Linked DNA regions of Mus musculus: region 2 is linked to region 1. A link is a loop called in an ENCODE intact Hi-C map of the cell type or tissue named here. Cell type or tissue: left cerebral cortex. All regions are shown on one strand.

What was found. Peaks named below come from ENCODE experiments on the same cell type or tissue, not always from the same donor. Only the 100,000 strongest peaks of a DNase experiment are listed, where the experiment ranks them.
Region 2: a loop joins it to region 1, with 2.3 times the contacts of the local background. A loop is called at or near these places in 10 of 42 quality-filtered maps.

Annotation. Positions count from the first base shown.
Region 1 is chr11:77,626,458-77,634,457 of GRCm38, reverse strand. No RefSeq gene overlaps it. Among named protein-coding and RNA genes, the nearest start is that of Taok1, 23 kb to the right of the region's middle. In left cerebral cortex, CTCF peaks have their summits at 3,875 (motif pointing left) and 4,724 (motif pointing right); DNase peaks (open chromatin) are centred at 3,896 and 4,800; H3K4me3 peaks cover 455 bases; H3K27ac peaks cover 544 bases.
Region 2 is chr11:77,313,036-77,321,035 of GRCm38, reverse strand. The region is part of intron 1 of Ssh2 (slingshot protein phosphatase 2); the gene reads right to left. Among named protein-coding and RNA genes, the nearest start is that of Gm24989, 72 kb to the right of the region's middle. In left cerebral cortex, CTCF peaks have their summits at 3,157 (motif pointing left) and 5,851; DNase peaks (open chromatin) are centred at 3,891, 4,381, 6,699, 7,344 and 1 more place.

The sequences.
Region 1 (8,000 bases):
TGGTTTGAATGAGAATAGCCTCTACAGGCTCATATGTTTGAATGCTTGCTCCCTAGTTGGTGGAACTGTTTGGGAAGGATTAAGAGGTGTGGTCTCGTTACAGGAGGTAGAGGTGTGTGATAGTGGGTGGACTTTGATGTTTCAAAATCCCATCCCATCCCATTCCAATCTCTCTCTCTCTCTCTCTCTCTCTCTCTCTCTCTCCCTCTCTCTCTCCTCTCTCTCTCTTTCTGTCTCTTTCTGCTTGTGGTTCTTGTCTGAATGTTAGGTGTCAGCTACTGCTCCAGTACCATGTCTCCTGGACCCTGTCATGTTCCCTGTTACAATGATCATAGATTCACCCTCTGAAACTGTAAGCAAGTCCCCACCTAAATGCTTTATACATACATATACATACACACATATGTATATATACACATATATGTATATATATGCACATATATATGTGTGTGTATATATATATATATATATATTTCATGGTGTCTTTTCAAAGCATGCCTTTTGTAACCAAGATTCCTTCTTTTCTGAGACAGGGTCTCCTGGTGGGTCAAGCTGGCACTTTCAATTATCTGGAATTATAGATGTATACCACCATGAGCAAAGAGAATGATACTATTTTCACTCAAATTTGACTTTCAAGCTGCGTTGAAGGCAGGTGTGATGGCTCAGACCATTATTCCCAGCATTCAGGAGGCAGAGGTAGGCAGATCTCAGAATTCGAGGCCAGCCTGGTCTACAGAGTGAGTTCTAGGACAGCCAACATTAAACACAGAGAAACCCTGTCTCAAATAAAGACAAACAAAAAAGATGTACTGAGATTTAATTAATTTAAAAAATTAGAGAGCTGTACAGATAGCCTATATAATTGCCCTCTGGTGTGTGTGTGTGTGTGTGTGTGTGTGTGTGTGTGTGTGTGTATGTGTGTGTGTGTGTGTAATTTGAACAAGCTGAAATACATACCCAAACATATGACATGCCCATTGTTGCTAGTTTGAGGTTCTTAGGACTTTTATCTATGACTCATGGATCTAGAATAGCACCCTGGTCTTAGTGGGCCCAGATTGAACCCAGGACCTCTGCTCAGTAAGCACTTTAGCACTGAGGTAGGCCTTCAGGCCCTGGTGGGGTGGGTTTTTTATTGCAAAGGGTAGTCTGTATAAAATGCATTGCACTACACATCTGACTGTACCTTTCCCTAGAGCCCTGATGAAATCCTTTACCTAAAATCCTTTTATTTATTTATTTATTTATTTATTTATTTATTTATTTATTTTTCGGTTTTTTGAGACAGAGTTTCTCTATATAGCCCTGGCTATCCTGGAACTCACTCTGTAGACCAGGCTGGCCTCGAACTCAGAAATCTGCCTGCCTCTGCCTCCCAAGTGCTGGGATTAAAGGCGTGTGCTACCATGCCCTACTAAGTCTTTTTTTTTTATTTATTCATTTTATATTCCCTCATTGCCCCCTCCAAGTCACCCCTCCCACAACCTCTCCTCCATCCCTTTCTCCTGGGTGGGGGTCCTTCTGGGTATCCCCCCATGATGGCATATCAAGTCTCTGTGGGGCAAGACAAGGCAGCCCAGCTAGTAGAACACATCCCATGTACAGGCAACAGCTAATGGGATACCCCACACTCCAGTTGTTTGGGACCCACATGAAGACCAAGCCGCACATCTGCTACACATGTGCAGGGAGGCCTAGGTCCAGCCAGTGTATGCTCTTCGGTTGGTGGCTCAGTCTCTGAGAACCTCAAGCATCCAGGTTAGTTGACTCTATCTAGTTTCCTCGTCTATACTATGGAGGAACTAGCTCAGCTTTAATCCCATCACCTCTGATTCTAAGCAGCTTGGAGGTCTATTCACTCAGTACAGACGGTTCTAGTTGGACACTCTCACATCTGCCCATGGCAACGCCATTCTGACCTCTGCAGCACTGGTGTGCAGCTCTACCCCAGCAAGCAGGGTTATTTCCATCTCCAATTCCTGGGTGAATGGAGCTTGGGTCGGGGGAAGGAATCTACTGAAACCTTAAATCCCCTGGCTTTAGAGAATTTCTGGAGTAAATTCACTATAAGTGGGGTATGTGCTAGATTAAGAAACCACATCAGAGCAGGGTGCACGCCTTTAATCCCAGCACTCGGGAGGCAGAGGCAGGCAGATTTCTGAGTTCGAGGCCAAGCTGGTCTACAAAGTGAGTTCCAGGAAAGCCAGGGCTACACAGAGAAACCCTGTCTTGAAAAACAAACAAACAAACAAACAAAAACAAAACAAACAAACAAAAAACCAAAGAAATGAAAAGAAAAGAAAAGAAAAGAAAAGAAAAGAAAAGAAAAGAAAAGAAAAGAAAAGCACAGTGCTCAGTCACAAAATCTCCCTTCTAGGGGGTGTCTAGGATTTACAGGGCCACCTTGTCACTGGGTGCTGAGTGAAGGACCGAGGGGACCAGTGACCCAACTTCTTTAAACCTGGTGAAGATGCCAAAGGACTGTTGCCATAGAGAGTTTAGAACAACTGGTTTTTTTTTTAGATTTATTTATGTATTTTATGTATATGAGTACACTGTAGCTATACAAATGGTTGTAAGCCATCATGTATTTGCTAGAATTGAACTCAGGACCTCTGCTCGCTCTGGCCCGAAGATTTATTTATTATTATATATAAGTACACTGTAGCTGTCTACAGACACACCAGAAGAGAGGGTCAGATCTCATTAAGGATGGTCGTGGGCTACCATGTGGTTGCTGGGATTTGAACTCAGGACCTTTGGAAGAGCAGTCAGTGCTCTTAACCTCTGAGCCATCTCTCCAGCCCCAACAACTGGGGTTTTTGAGGAGAGATCCTGATTTTTTTCCCAGTCAACATTTCCTTCTTTAAATTTATTCTACTTATTATTAGCATTTTTGTGGTACAAGCACATGCCTCAGTTTGCAGGTGAAGGCCAGAGGACTTTTAGGAGTCATTTCTGTTTGTCTGCTATGGGTTCCAGGGATCCAGCTAAGGCAGTCAACTTACATGGCTCTTTACCCCTGAGCCGTCTTGCCAGCTCTGACATGAGTGGATTGTTCTACTTCTACCATCAGCATAGTTCTGTCTTAGAGACACAGGGACTTTGGACAAAGGACTGAGGGTAAAGGTATGGGGAAGAGAATTCTTTTCAAATGAAACAGGGAAAATGCTTTGGCAGGCCTGCCCTTCTTGAAGCTGCTGTGAGCATGTTGCTCATACCCGTGCAATGTCAGTAATGAAGAATTCGCTGTGCATCTGTGTCTGGGAGGGGGCAGCTCCTGCGATTATGTGAAAAGTTTAAAGATTTTTATTTATTTTTACTTCATGAGTGTATAAAAAGATGTATGCCTGCTGTCTTCGGAGGTCAGAAGAAAGAATTCAGTGTTCTGCAACTAGAGTAACAGCTGGTTGTGGGACCAGGTACTTACTCGGAACAAAACCCAGGTCCTCCGCAAAAGCAGAAAGCGTTCTTTACCTCTGAGCCATCTATCCAGACTGACTCTTTGTTGTGTTTTGTTTTGTTTTGGTGTTGTTGTTGTTTTTTGTTTTTCGAGACAGGGTTTCTCTGTGTAGCCTTGGCTGTCCTGGAACTCACTCTGTAGACCAGGCTGGCCTCGAACTCAGAAATTCGCCTGCCTCTGCCTCCTGAGTGCTGGGATTAAAGGCGTGCACCACCACGCCCGGTTTAGACTCCACTCTTGATTTCTATTTCTCCAAATTCATTCTTTAGATTTGAGCCTAGGAGAGCACTATCCTTTTACAACTCAGATGTAGAAAGGCAGGTGTCAGCCACTAAAACCACCAAGTTGTAAGAACTTTCTGAGAGGAAATGGTTCCAAGAAAAATGTGCACTTCACTACAGTACCACCTGGTGGCAGCAGACCCATCCTTTGCTGACTGCTCATGGCCGCCGGTTGAGAAAAATCTGCCTAGTCCGTGAATGGAAAAGCAGCCAAGACAGTGAAGGTGGGGAGGGGAGGTATGGTGGAGTGCGGTGAGGTGGGAGTGGGGGTGAGTGTGAGAAACCAGGTGGTGAGTGTATGTTCAGGAGCTGCGGGAGATCCTGAAACGAATGTGAGGTCTCAGCTGAGAGTCTTTCTGAGAGAAACAGGAGTTACTGACATTCAGAGCAAATCAGTTGGTGTACAGTTGCGCGAGGTGACTTAGGTCAGTTATCCCCTTACCTAGGAGGCAGAGAGGCAGAAGGATAGGGAGTTCAGGGTTAGCCTTGGATACATATGGCTTTGGAGGTCAGCTTTGACTAAACGAGAAACAGTGTCTCAAACAAACAAACAAACAGTGTTAGGAAGATGGTTCTGCTGGTACTTGCCTCCAAGCCTGATCCCTAGGACCACATGATGGAAAGAGAACCAACTCTTCCACGTTGTCATATGACCTACACACACACACACACACACACACACACACACACACACACACACACACACACACACACACTAAATAAATAAGTAAATAAGTAAATAAATGTAAAAATAGCTGATTGGTAAGTTGAGTGTGAGGAAAGCAGGCATCATCTCTTTCCTGAGATCAGAAGAAGGTATCTAGACTGGAGCTCCAGATGGTTGTGAACGACCATTTAGGTGCTGGGAACTGCTGAGCATCTCTGCAGCCCCTTTACCTCAATTTTTAAAAAAGACAAAGCAGCAAACAAAATCCTTTCCCAGTGGTGGTTACTGAAATAACTGTTTTCCTTCTTACCACTAGAGGGCAGAATATGAAAAGAAGACTTGGGCAGTGTCACTCTCCCAAACAGGCTAAATAGCCCTGGAGGAATTCTAAGTGTTAAAGAGGAGTAAGACTTGAATTTGCTAACAAATATATCTATCTGTCCAAGATATTTCTGGCTCATACATTTCCATTAACTTCTTAAAGGCTCCAGAGTAAAACCTGAGCTAATGAGAATGGCATACAAGACTCTTCCCCATTTGTCCTTGGTCTTCCCTCCTAATTTTATCCTTTTACTCTCTGCTCCGGAAGTAAGATAGTGGAAAAGCTGGGCGTTGGGGCCAGCCAATCAGAAGCCAGAGAACCATCCCACTCTGTGACAGTGTATTCATCTGTAGTTCCTATCTAGTCTATATCTTAGTAAGGCTGCGCCACCACTGCCCAGCTTTCCATAGCTTTGTTTGTTTGTTTGGTTGGTTGGTTGGTTTTTTGTTTGTTTGTTTTTGTTTTTATGAGACAGGGTTTCTCTGTGTAGCCCTGGCTGTCCTGGCACTCACTTTGTAGGCCAGGCTGGCCTCGAACTCAGAAATCTGCCTGCCTCTACCTGGCGAGTGCTGGGATTAAAGGCGTGTGTCACCACCGCCTGGCCATAGCTTTTAAAATAAATATCCTGCTATTCATAAAATGTTTTCAGCCAGGTGTGGTGACACACGCCTTTAATCCCAGCACGCGGGAGGCAGAGGCAGGCAGAGGTTTTGGGTTTGAGTCCAGCCTGGTCTACAGAATGAATTCCATGTCAGCCAGGGCTACAGAGACATCTTATTTTAAAAACAAAACAAAACAAAACAAACAAACAACAACAACAACAACAAAAGGTTCTAGATTTATTTATTTTCTGTGTATGACATTGAACCAGGGCCTCTACCTGTGGTAGGGAAGCACTCTACCACTGAGTTACACCCTCAAAACCATACTGGAACCTGACTATTGACTTACAACATGCCTGGCACAGAAACTGTAGGTTCAGATTCTGTCTTCTCTCTCCCTCCCTCCCTCCCTCCCTCTCTCTCCTCTCTTCCTCTTCCTCCCTCTCTTTCTCTCCCCCCTCTTTCTCTCTCCCCTTCCTCCCTCTTTCTCTCCTCCCTCCCTTTTTCTCTCTCACCCTCCCTTCTTTTCTCCCTTCCTCTTTCTCCCTCCCTCTCGTTCTCTCTCCCTCCCTCCTCCCTCCCTCCTTCTCCCTCCCTCCCTCCCTCTGTCCCAACCTCATTTGATTTTATTTAGTGTGTGTATATGTGTGTATGCACGGTATTTTTGTGGAGGTCAGAGAACAGCTTTGTGAAGTCAATTCTCTTCTTTCTCCCTCCACCTGTCTGTGGATTCTAGGACTCCAACTCTGTCTTTAAGCTTCCATTTCCTGTCAGCAAGCCCTTTGCCTGCAGGGACATCCAGCTGCTTCCCCCACCCCCACCCCACACCCCATCTCTGTTTCCTTGAGACAAACTTCATATAGCCCAGGCTGGCCTCAAACTCACTATGTAAGCAAAACTGGCCTTGGACTCCTGCTCTTCCCTTCCCTGCCTCCTGAGCACTGGGGTTACAGGACTATGCCACCACACCTGGGGTTTGCTGTTCTGAGACAGGCTCTCACCCTGTGCTTTTTTGGCTAACTTTACACTTCCACATCAAAGTCCATCACTGAGGAAAATCAAGGCTGAATTCAATCGAGGAGGAACCTGGAGGAGCACCACTTACTGGCTTGTTCCTCATGGTTTGGGCAACCTGCCTCCTCTTCTTCCTCCTCCTTCTTTTTTCTGTTTTTGTTCTTGTTGTTGTTTTTTTTTTTTTTTTTTTTTCAAGACAGGGTTTCTCAATGTAGTTTAGGCTGTCCTGGAACTCGCTCTGTAGACCAGGCTGGCCTCAAACTCAGAGATTCACCTGCCTCTGCCTCCCAAGTGTTGGGATTAAAGGCAGGCCTGTGCCACCACCACCTGGCTTAACGTGCTTTCTTATACACCCCAGGACCACCTACGCAGGGTGGAACCACCAACCATGGGATGGACCCTCTCACATCATTGTCAAGAAAGGCACCACAGGCTTGCCCACAGGCCAATCTGGCAGGACAGTTTTGCAGTTGGGATTCTCCCTTCTAAAAGGACTCTAATTTGTGTCAAGTTGACATGAAAGCCAGCCAGCACAAACTCACTGTGTAGTAAAAGGCTTCCCTTGAATTTGCAGGCCTCCTGCCTCAGCCTCAGTACTGGGATTAAAGGCAAGAGCCGCCATACTCAGGCACATTATCTTTTGCTCTCTAAAAGTCTAAAGTTGAAAGAGGAAAGGGCTGGATATAGTCCACCAGGAGAGTCCTTGCTTAGCACTGGAGGGAGGAGCTAGGCTCCATCCCTGACACTGTGCTTACTCAGCACTGGAGGACCTAAGTACCATCTCAGCACTGCCAAAGGAAAGAAGGCACAACAGCAAGCAGGCAAGCAAGACAATGGGAAGGGTGAGAACGGGACCCAAGGTTTTTACCTAAAAAGAAACTGTAAGCTCAGTATCTCAAAGAAGAAAATGAAACACAGAGACTAAACTCAGTTGTAGAATATTACCTAGCATATGTGAGACTCCCCAGCACCGAAGAAAAACAATACTAAGAACAAACATTTTAATTTTAAAGAAAGGAAGCAACTGATAATTCTAAATGAGGCCCCAGCCCGGGGAAACAGCTAAGTCATGCTAATGACTAAGCATTAGGGTGAAAATGCCAAAATGTTGTCTTGCTCCTCAGGCCTTTCTGGGATATATTATATCTTAGAATAAAACAGCTGAGCTAAGTGGAGTGAGTTGCTTTTTTGTAAAATTGTTGTCAAAATGCCTAACTGGCACACGAACCACTTATCTGTTTATGTTGGGGGGGGGGGGAAACTTAGGTATTCTTCCAGGCAGCTCCTGGCCCCTGCCTGTTTTTTTTTTTTTTTTTTAATCTTCTAGAGTAGCTTTGGCCTTGTTATCTAGTACTTACTGTGGGTTTGTCTTCTCTGGAATTTTATCATTTTTTTTTCCAGGCTAGGTTTCCTTGTGTAGCCCTGTCTGTCCTGGAACTCACTATGTAAACCAGGCTGTCCTTGAATTCACAGACATCCACCTGCCTCTGCCTCCTGAGTGCTGGGATTACAGTGCACCACTATACACAACTTAGACTGTCCGTTCTTTGAGGACAGGATAGCTTGTCTGTTCCCAGCAGCACAGCACAGCGTGTCCAGCAGTAGATGGTGATATAGCAGAGATACTTGACGCAGGAAGGAAGGAAGA
Region 2 (8,000 bases), 310 kb after region 1:
CTGTACTGTGTCTCTGTCCTTCACCTACCTAAGGCATTCTCTAATTGGCTTTAATAAAAATCCAATAGTCAACAAGTTGGGTAAGAAGTGGAAGGTAGGACTTCCTGGGAGGAAGAAAGGAACTCTGGGAGGAAGAAGGCAGAAAGCCTTTACACCAGGACATGGGAGGAGACAGATATGATCACAGGCCTAGAAAGTGTAACTCATCACCTTCTGGCTGGCTGGAGCTAGGTAGTTAGTTTAACTTAGGTGATGTATTGGCTAGTTCTGTGTCAACTTGACACAGCTGGGGTTATCACAGAGAAAGGAGCTTCAGTTGAGGAAATGCCTCCATGAGATACAACTGTCAGGCATTTTCTCAATTAGTGATCAAGGGGGAAAGGCCCCTTGTGGGTGGGACCATCTCTGGGCTGGTAGTCTTGGGTTCTATAAGAGAGCAGGCTGAGCAAGCCAGGGGAGGCAAGCCAGTAAAGAACATCCCTCCATGGCCTCTGCATCGGCTCCTGCTTTCTGACCTGCTTGAGTTCCAGTCCTGACTTCCTTGGTGATGAACAGCAGTATGGAAGTGTAAGCTGAATAAACCCTTTCCTCCCCAACTTGCTTCTTGGTCATGATGTTTGTGCAGGAATAGAAACCCTGACTAAGACAGGTGAGCTAGTTGAGAGTGTACCCAGCCAAGGCCTAAGGCTTTGAAATATTAAAAGGTCTCTGTGTGGTTATTTGGGAAAAAACTGGTTAGGGAATAATTTCCACTGTAGTAATTTCCACCACTAATCAATATATACAGAATATAATAATCATTTAATCTTCACACCAGTCTTCAAAGCTTGTTTCTTGTGTGTGTGTGTGTGTGTGTGTGTGTGTGTGTGTGTTTCAAGACAGGGTTTCTCTGTGTAGCCCTGGCTGTCCTGGAACTCACTCTGTAGACCAGGCTGGCCTCGAACTCAGAAATCCGCCTGCCTCTGCCTCCCAAGTGCTGGGATTAAAGGTGTTACCACCACCACTGCCCAGCTCAAAGTTGGTTTCAAATGCCAGACATTAATGCTATTTCTTCTATCACCTGGAAATATCTGTTTCCCTCCAATTCTATCTTTACTCTAGCACCATCCAGTTCTGTTTCTAGGTTATGAGTGGGTTCTTCATTTATCTTTCACCATTAAACTGTAAGGTTTTTTTTTGTTTGTTTGATTTGTTTTGTTTTGTTTTAGTTCAAGAACCATGCCTAATCCCACCTGTCATCACAGTGCCCTAGGTACAAGATGGGACTAGAGGAAGAGGCAAAATCAAGTGGCTGTAGTGATTAACTAGTGAGATTTCTTATAGGCAAACACTTAAAACCAACTGGTTATACATTTCCAGCAAGTATGGACTATGTATTTGCAACCTGTTAGCTTTAACAAGTTTGAAGAACTTTGTTGTGTTGCTTGTTTTTTCAGGAGGTGATTTGGGCCCTAAGGCTTTCCTTTTGGCTAAGCAAACAATTTACTTGTTTTTATTTCTGTATGCATACATTCAATATCAACTCACCAATGTCTTATTTTCTAGCCAGTAAATAAGACTGATCCTTATCCTTGGATATTTCACATTGTAACTCAAGGAGAAAGTTCTATTAAAAATGTTAATTGCCTCACTTGGACCAAAGCAAAGTTGGACAGTATAGCATAGAAGCATCAGAGGAAGAAATAACTCTAGGATTGGAAAGTGTTTTAGCTAAGTTAACTTTTACGTTGGGCTTGAACTAGAAAGTTTTGTCAAGTAGTAAAAGCAGACTTATTTCAGGCAGAGGCACAAAGAACCGAAAATGTTACAGGCTATCTGATCACACTGTGTATCTCAAGATTGTGTTATTTACTGAAGGAAAAAAAAAAAAAAAAGACCTGTTTCTAGTCATGATATGGCTCAGCATTAGCACACAACTTTAATTTGTCTGGCAGGAATACAGACTTACCCTGAATCCCAAACAATGAAGATAAATTTAGTTTGTAGAAAGAAGCACCCATGTTTGAAAGTGATATCTAATTGGTGGCAAACAAAGTGATGAATCAGAGAAATATTTGACAGAATAGGATCTGCCCAACTCTCAAAGGAGAGAGGAAAGGGAAGCTACTTAAGTGTGCAGTGCAGAGAGAGAGGAAGTAGAAAGGAGGCAGTTTTACCAGGACAGTTATAAAGAGAGGTTTCAGAGAGGGAACATGGTAGACACAGGTGAAGACAGAACAAACCAGAGAATAAGGAGCCAAAAGATCAGAATATACTGCCAAAGTTTGTATTATACAAAACAGAGCAATTTAGGAGAAGCTGAGAGAAGCCAGATTGAATCAATTAATGTAAAGCCAAGTTTTGAGCCAGGAACAGCTGAGTTGACTAGCCAGCCAGAGTTCAGAAAGACCTAGAAAGGGTGAGCTTATTTAGCAGTGACAACATTCTAGGCTTAGATAAGATTCTATAGAGGCTAGAGGCTTCTAGGACTAGGCCTAGGTTAGCAGAAAAAGGCAGTAAAAATAAGAGATGACAATTACTATAGGAGAATAAAAGTTACTTTTACAAGAATAAGTGGAAACAAGTTTCACATTTGAGGAGCATTGAGTAGTTGTGCATTGCTGGAACAAAGGTAGAATTGGGGGTTAAAGCTATCAAGTAGTCTTACTGTTATGGTTCCACAATGCTAGGTATCCTACCATGACAGCTCTATAGCCAGGAAACTGGATTATCCATTAACTAGATATGGTAGATATAATTTATCAGTTTTCTCTGCCCTTGGCAATAAACTAATAATGGGGGGGGGCTAGGGGGTGTCAGGAAAAAAATCAATAGTGGCCTTTTAAGAGGAAGTGTGCACTTTGGAACTAAAGATAGTGCTGTGCTTCTGGTCTGTGGAAGCAGGAGGATGTAAAGGCACTGTGACAACTCTACTGGTTGTCACCATGGCTGGATTTAAAGGTGTCTAGAACTGGTGAAAGGCATCTGAGTGAATGTGGAGATGTGTACAGAGAGGACTAACATGTGAGAGCAAGTAGGGAGTGGGGAGATCCACTCTTAAGTGTGGACGGTCCCTCCCAAATGGCATCCCAGTTGAAAAAGGAAGAAGCCAGAGGAAAGCAGCAAATGCTTGCCCCGGCTCATTTCTATTTGAATGATTCATCTATATTTGCTGCCATCTACTGACAACAAACTCCATTGTCTTCAGTCATTCCTTATAGACCAGTGGCTCTCCAGGGAGCTCTCAGGCTTTCTGCACTAGATTGGAACTGCTAACACGTCCCATCTACTGTTTTGAGAACTTGGTCCTGTGTGCTGTGTTGCACCAGAGAATATACGTCTATGAACATGCTTTGTGTGTGTGTGTGAATTCGGTTGGTTCTGTATCTCTAGAAAACTCTGCTTAATACAGGTACCATTCCTAGTGTTTGGATTACTTGTTAAGAGAAAGCTTAGCCTATTTCCTAGGAGCAAAGAAAATGGAGGTGAAACCAGTTGCATAGATTATTAATTGGTTTGTAACAAATGAATCCCAGGAGCACTTAGCTGGGTGTTCACTCAATACTTATTATTCACTCAGTGCTGTTGTACAGCGAATACATGAAGATCCAAGCAGCTTCAGTCTCACAACTGTTGTTTTGACCTGGATGGCTGTAAAACTGAAGGTACATTGCAGTGCCTAATGTGAGCTCTAATATGGCTTGGGCCCCCTCAAAGGAGAGTAGTTTCAGGGTTGGCTTCTTGCATAGCAGCCCAGGGCTCTAAAAGGATGCTAGGCTTGGAGCTGGCAATAGTGTAATGCCACTATGTTACACTCTCTTGATGCATTAAAGGACAACCCAGATTCCAGGAGAGGAACTAGATTCCTCTTCTGGGGAAGCAGCAGCAAAGAATCTGCAGTCATCTTCAAGCACCTCTTCCAATTCTGGTGACTAGCTAGCTGAACATGTGGGCACAAGGAACAGGACAGAACACCAAGAAAGAATGTTGATACTGGCTGGAATCAGGAGCCAGACCAAAAATTCAACCTATTCATACTTTATAAAAATATAACATCTAGTAAAGTAAAAATAAGTTAAAGTATGCAACAATTGCAAATGAAGTCAAAGTCATATCTTACTCCTATTATGACAGGATTAAAAGAAAACCTAAATAAAGCTTTCTTGCCTATCAGTTGAAGCAACAGGAAATTTTTGTGAGTTACCCGCTATTTATGAAGCATTTTGTTTTTTAGATTATTTGTGAGATCCAAGTGCAGGTCCTCATGAAGGCTAGAAGAATGTGTTAATGCTCTGCAGTTAACAGATGGTTGTGAGCTGCCAGATGTGGGAGTTGAGAATCAAACTCAGGTCTTCTGCAAAAGCAGTACTTACTCCTAACTGCTGAAATCTGTTTAGCCTAAATATTTTCCTTAAATTACTACAAAATATAAACTAGTACAACGCCTATGATCCTGGGAGACAGAGACAAGAGGATCCTAATTTTTAGACTAGCCTGTGATACAATAGAGTTCCAGCCCAGCCTAAGCTACATGGAGAGAACCTGTCTAAAAGGGGGTAAGTGGAGGGAGGCTGGGGACATACCAGTGATAGAATGCTTGTCTAATATGCCCAACACTGGAACTGTAAAACCAAAACAACTAAATCAGCTGCTTCCTCAAAGACTAAAGCTTGATTCAAATTTCATTAAAACAATTGCAATTCTGAAAAATAAAATGTCCTCAGTCAACAGCTTTTGAAGAGGCATAGTCCAGCTCAGAGGAAACTGAGTTGCTGTGGGGAGCTTTCGCTGGGTGTCTTCTATCTATAATCCTTATTCTGCATATATGTATACATATACATATATATAGTATTACCTATTTATAGTGCTTACTGTGCACTTGTAATATTATCTTTTCTACTGATAATCAGTTCCTCGGGTTTTTTAATTAAAAACTGTATTATTATGGAGGGCAACATGTGTGTCTATTGAGTATTGCTAAAATTCCTTCACTGGAGGAGACTGTTTATGTCTATATAGAGACAATATAAAAATATTATGCCTATATAAATATAGAGAACATAAAATACATATAGACAAGTTACCCCATCCTCCTGCAATCCCAAGCTGAGGCATTGCTCTACCAAAGTTCATCGGGGAACCAATGGTTTATTAAGCTTGCTTACAGCAATGGATGAGGGGCTGCCACACCCTCACCCATGACTCACCCACGGTTGTGTTGACAGAGACCCCTGGTCCTTTCCACCTGACAGTCCCTGAGACCTTGAGACTATTTAGGGCAGAATTGGATACAACTGGTTGGGAAAGGTGTCTGAATACTCAGGTGAGAGTCCCATGACCTTCCATGTTCCTCCTATGAGAGAATGTCAGAGGTCAACAAACACAGTTGTGATCTTTGCAAGTCAGTCGAACAGAACACGGGAAGATGGCAGCAAGTGTGTGGCTCAGATGCAACGCTGTGGCTTCCACAGACCTAACAGATGGTCAGGCTTGCCGAGCACATGTCTTAACCATTTCACAGCTCAGTTCCTTGGCTTTAAGATGCAACAAGTCAGCCCTGTGGTGGTGCATGACTTTAATCCAAGCATTCTGACCATCGATTTGGGGATGGGGGGTGTTGTCCAGTGCAGAAGCAGGTACGTCTCTGAGTTCAAGGCCACCCTGGTCTACAGAGCGAGTTCCAGGAATGCCAGGGCTACACAGAAAAACTGTTACTGGTTTTCCTGCTGGTCCCCTTTTAGAACAGCATTAGCAACAACACTGTCTCCATACCTCCTGCCTGCAGGTTTTTATTCTTTAGTTCTAGGGTAGAACCAGTTATGTGCCATAGCTGATTTGTTAGGTTTAATTGTTATAGAATTTTTAGGAACTTTGTGAGACTCACCCTGGTGGCCTGAAATTGGCACAGTGGAAATGCTTATCAGAAAAATTAACAAATATTATATAAATCCGTTGCCACTCTGAACACTGGCTTTTTAAAGAATTGACCAGCATTTTGCAAAGTATGAGGCCAGGGAGTGTGTACTTTAAAAAAAATCTTTACAAAGCTAGGCATGGTAGTACTGAGATGCCAAAGCTTTTAAATTCAGACTCTATTTTAGAGAACCTGACCTAAGTTTGAACTTAGGTAGACTAACAGGCTGCTATAGCATTAGTTTCCAAGTTGCCCCCCAACTAACAGGCTGCTATAGCATTAGTTTCCAAGTTGCCCCCCAACAGATCCTGAGCCTAGCTCCAGTCTCTAAGCTAATCCCCAACAAGAGCATAGTTTCCAGGTTATTCCCCCAACAAACCTGCACCCCCAGGTTACAAGCCCACCTTCTACCTAATGATCACCAATGCAGAGGGGAGCAGAAGTTAAATTTATGATCTGACTCCCAGCACCAGACAATTATTTTAAAGGCCACAGGAACTTTCCAATTAGATGTTTGCACACGTATTCTGTGCTTGCTGCTTACTATAAAGCCTTGCCCTGATAGATGTTCTAGCCCCCCCCCCCAAACCATCCTGTGTGACAGTGGTGTGTTGGGGGGAGGGGGTGGCGAGCTAGTTCGAATAGAATAAAAGACTCTTCTGTGAGTTGCATCAGATTGGCTCCTGTGTGTGCTCTTGGGGAGCGCTAACATTTCCCTGGCATAACGGTACATGCCTGTAATCCCAGTGCTCACGAGGCTTAGGCGGGAGGATAATGAGTTCAAGATCAGTCTGGGCTATAAAGAGAAGAACTGTCTAAAAATACTGAGAAACAGTAAGTGTGGACGACTTCATCTTAAAGGCTTCAAAAGACGATTAAAAATACAGTCTACTCTGTCAAGGCAATGGTGATAGGTATGAGGGGGATCAGTGTGTTCATGGAAACTCAGCCTTCTAAAAGGATGTATTTATATCCCTTTGCCCTGTAAGGGCAGGAATTTGTCAGCACAGTGCCTGGCTTATATAAGATTGTCCAGATAATACTAGAGGAAGTAAATACAGTCCAGAGCATTTACAGTTCTAGGAAATAGTAAAATGAAGAATAAACCTTAGACTCCTTTCACTATGTCATGTTCTTTATTCCTATTAAATTACTAGTCATATGCTTGGCTTATCAACACATGAGGAGTGTTTAAGTGAGGGGTGGAGAGTAAGCAGCCAGTTTTTAAGAGAGAACCCTGCTTTTGTGCCACTATCTGGTTCTCAGTCCTTTCATGACACTTACTTCATCAGAACCTAGAATAAGTGCCTTGTAGGTTTGATCAGCACCTCATTTTTCAGATGCTGAAACTGTCTCATGGAAGTGAAACACTTTGCTCAACATCTAAAGTTAGCTTTCTGTCTGGGAAGGCATTTTGTCAGAACAAGCTGTTCCTTTTGCATTAAAAGTATGTTCCAGGTATGCCGCTAGGGACGATCCTTAGACTCTGCCTGATTTTGTTTCCTTTACTTAAGTAAAATGCTAGATCCCATTCCTTGGACACCCCATACGTGTAGCTCAAGCTCTCAATGTGATCTTCCCATTTGTTCTCCAGCCAGGACACACTGGTATAAAATAACTAATTGTTAAATGCTTAGATATTTCCATGTGGTGAACAGTAGCTTGTTAGAGCCCCTCTAAAAGTTCAAAATCCAGACAGGTTAATGTCTGGCACAGCAGGGGACTTCCAGACCCTATTCTAGGTTAGTCAAAATGGTTGACTGTGCCATATAAGTTATCTTCTTCTATACCAATAGCCACATTGTTTTCCTGCTTTCTAAACCCTGTTTATTTTGTTTTTGGTGTGGGAGATTTAGCCCAGAACCTCACACAAGTAAGCACATGCTCTATCATTGAGCCAAATCCCCATCTGTTCTCTAAACTTTGATTCAAAACTTAACTCTGACCTGACATTCACCCCTGGACAGTGCCTGTGTGTTCCTGCTATCTCTACTGTCTGGTCTCTTACCTATAGCTAGTTCTTTGCCTATAACCATGCTCCAATTGCTGACTGAGTCTGGTTTGAGTGCTGCTAGTTCTTTGCTACACAATTTACCATGCTTCCATA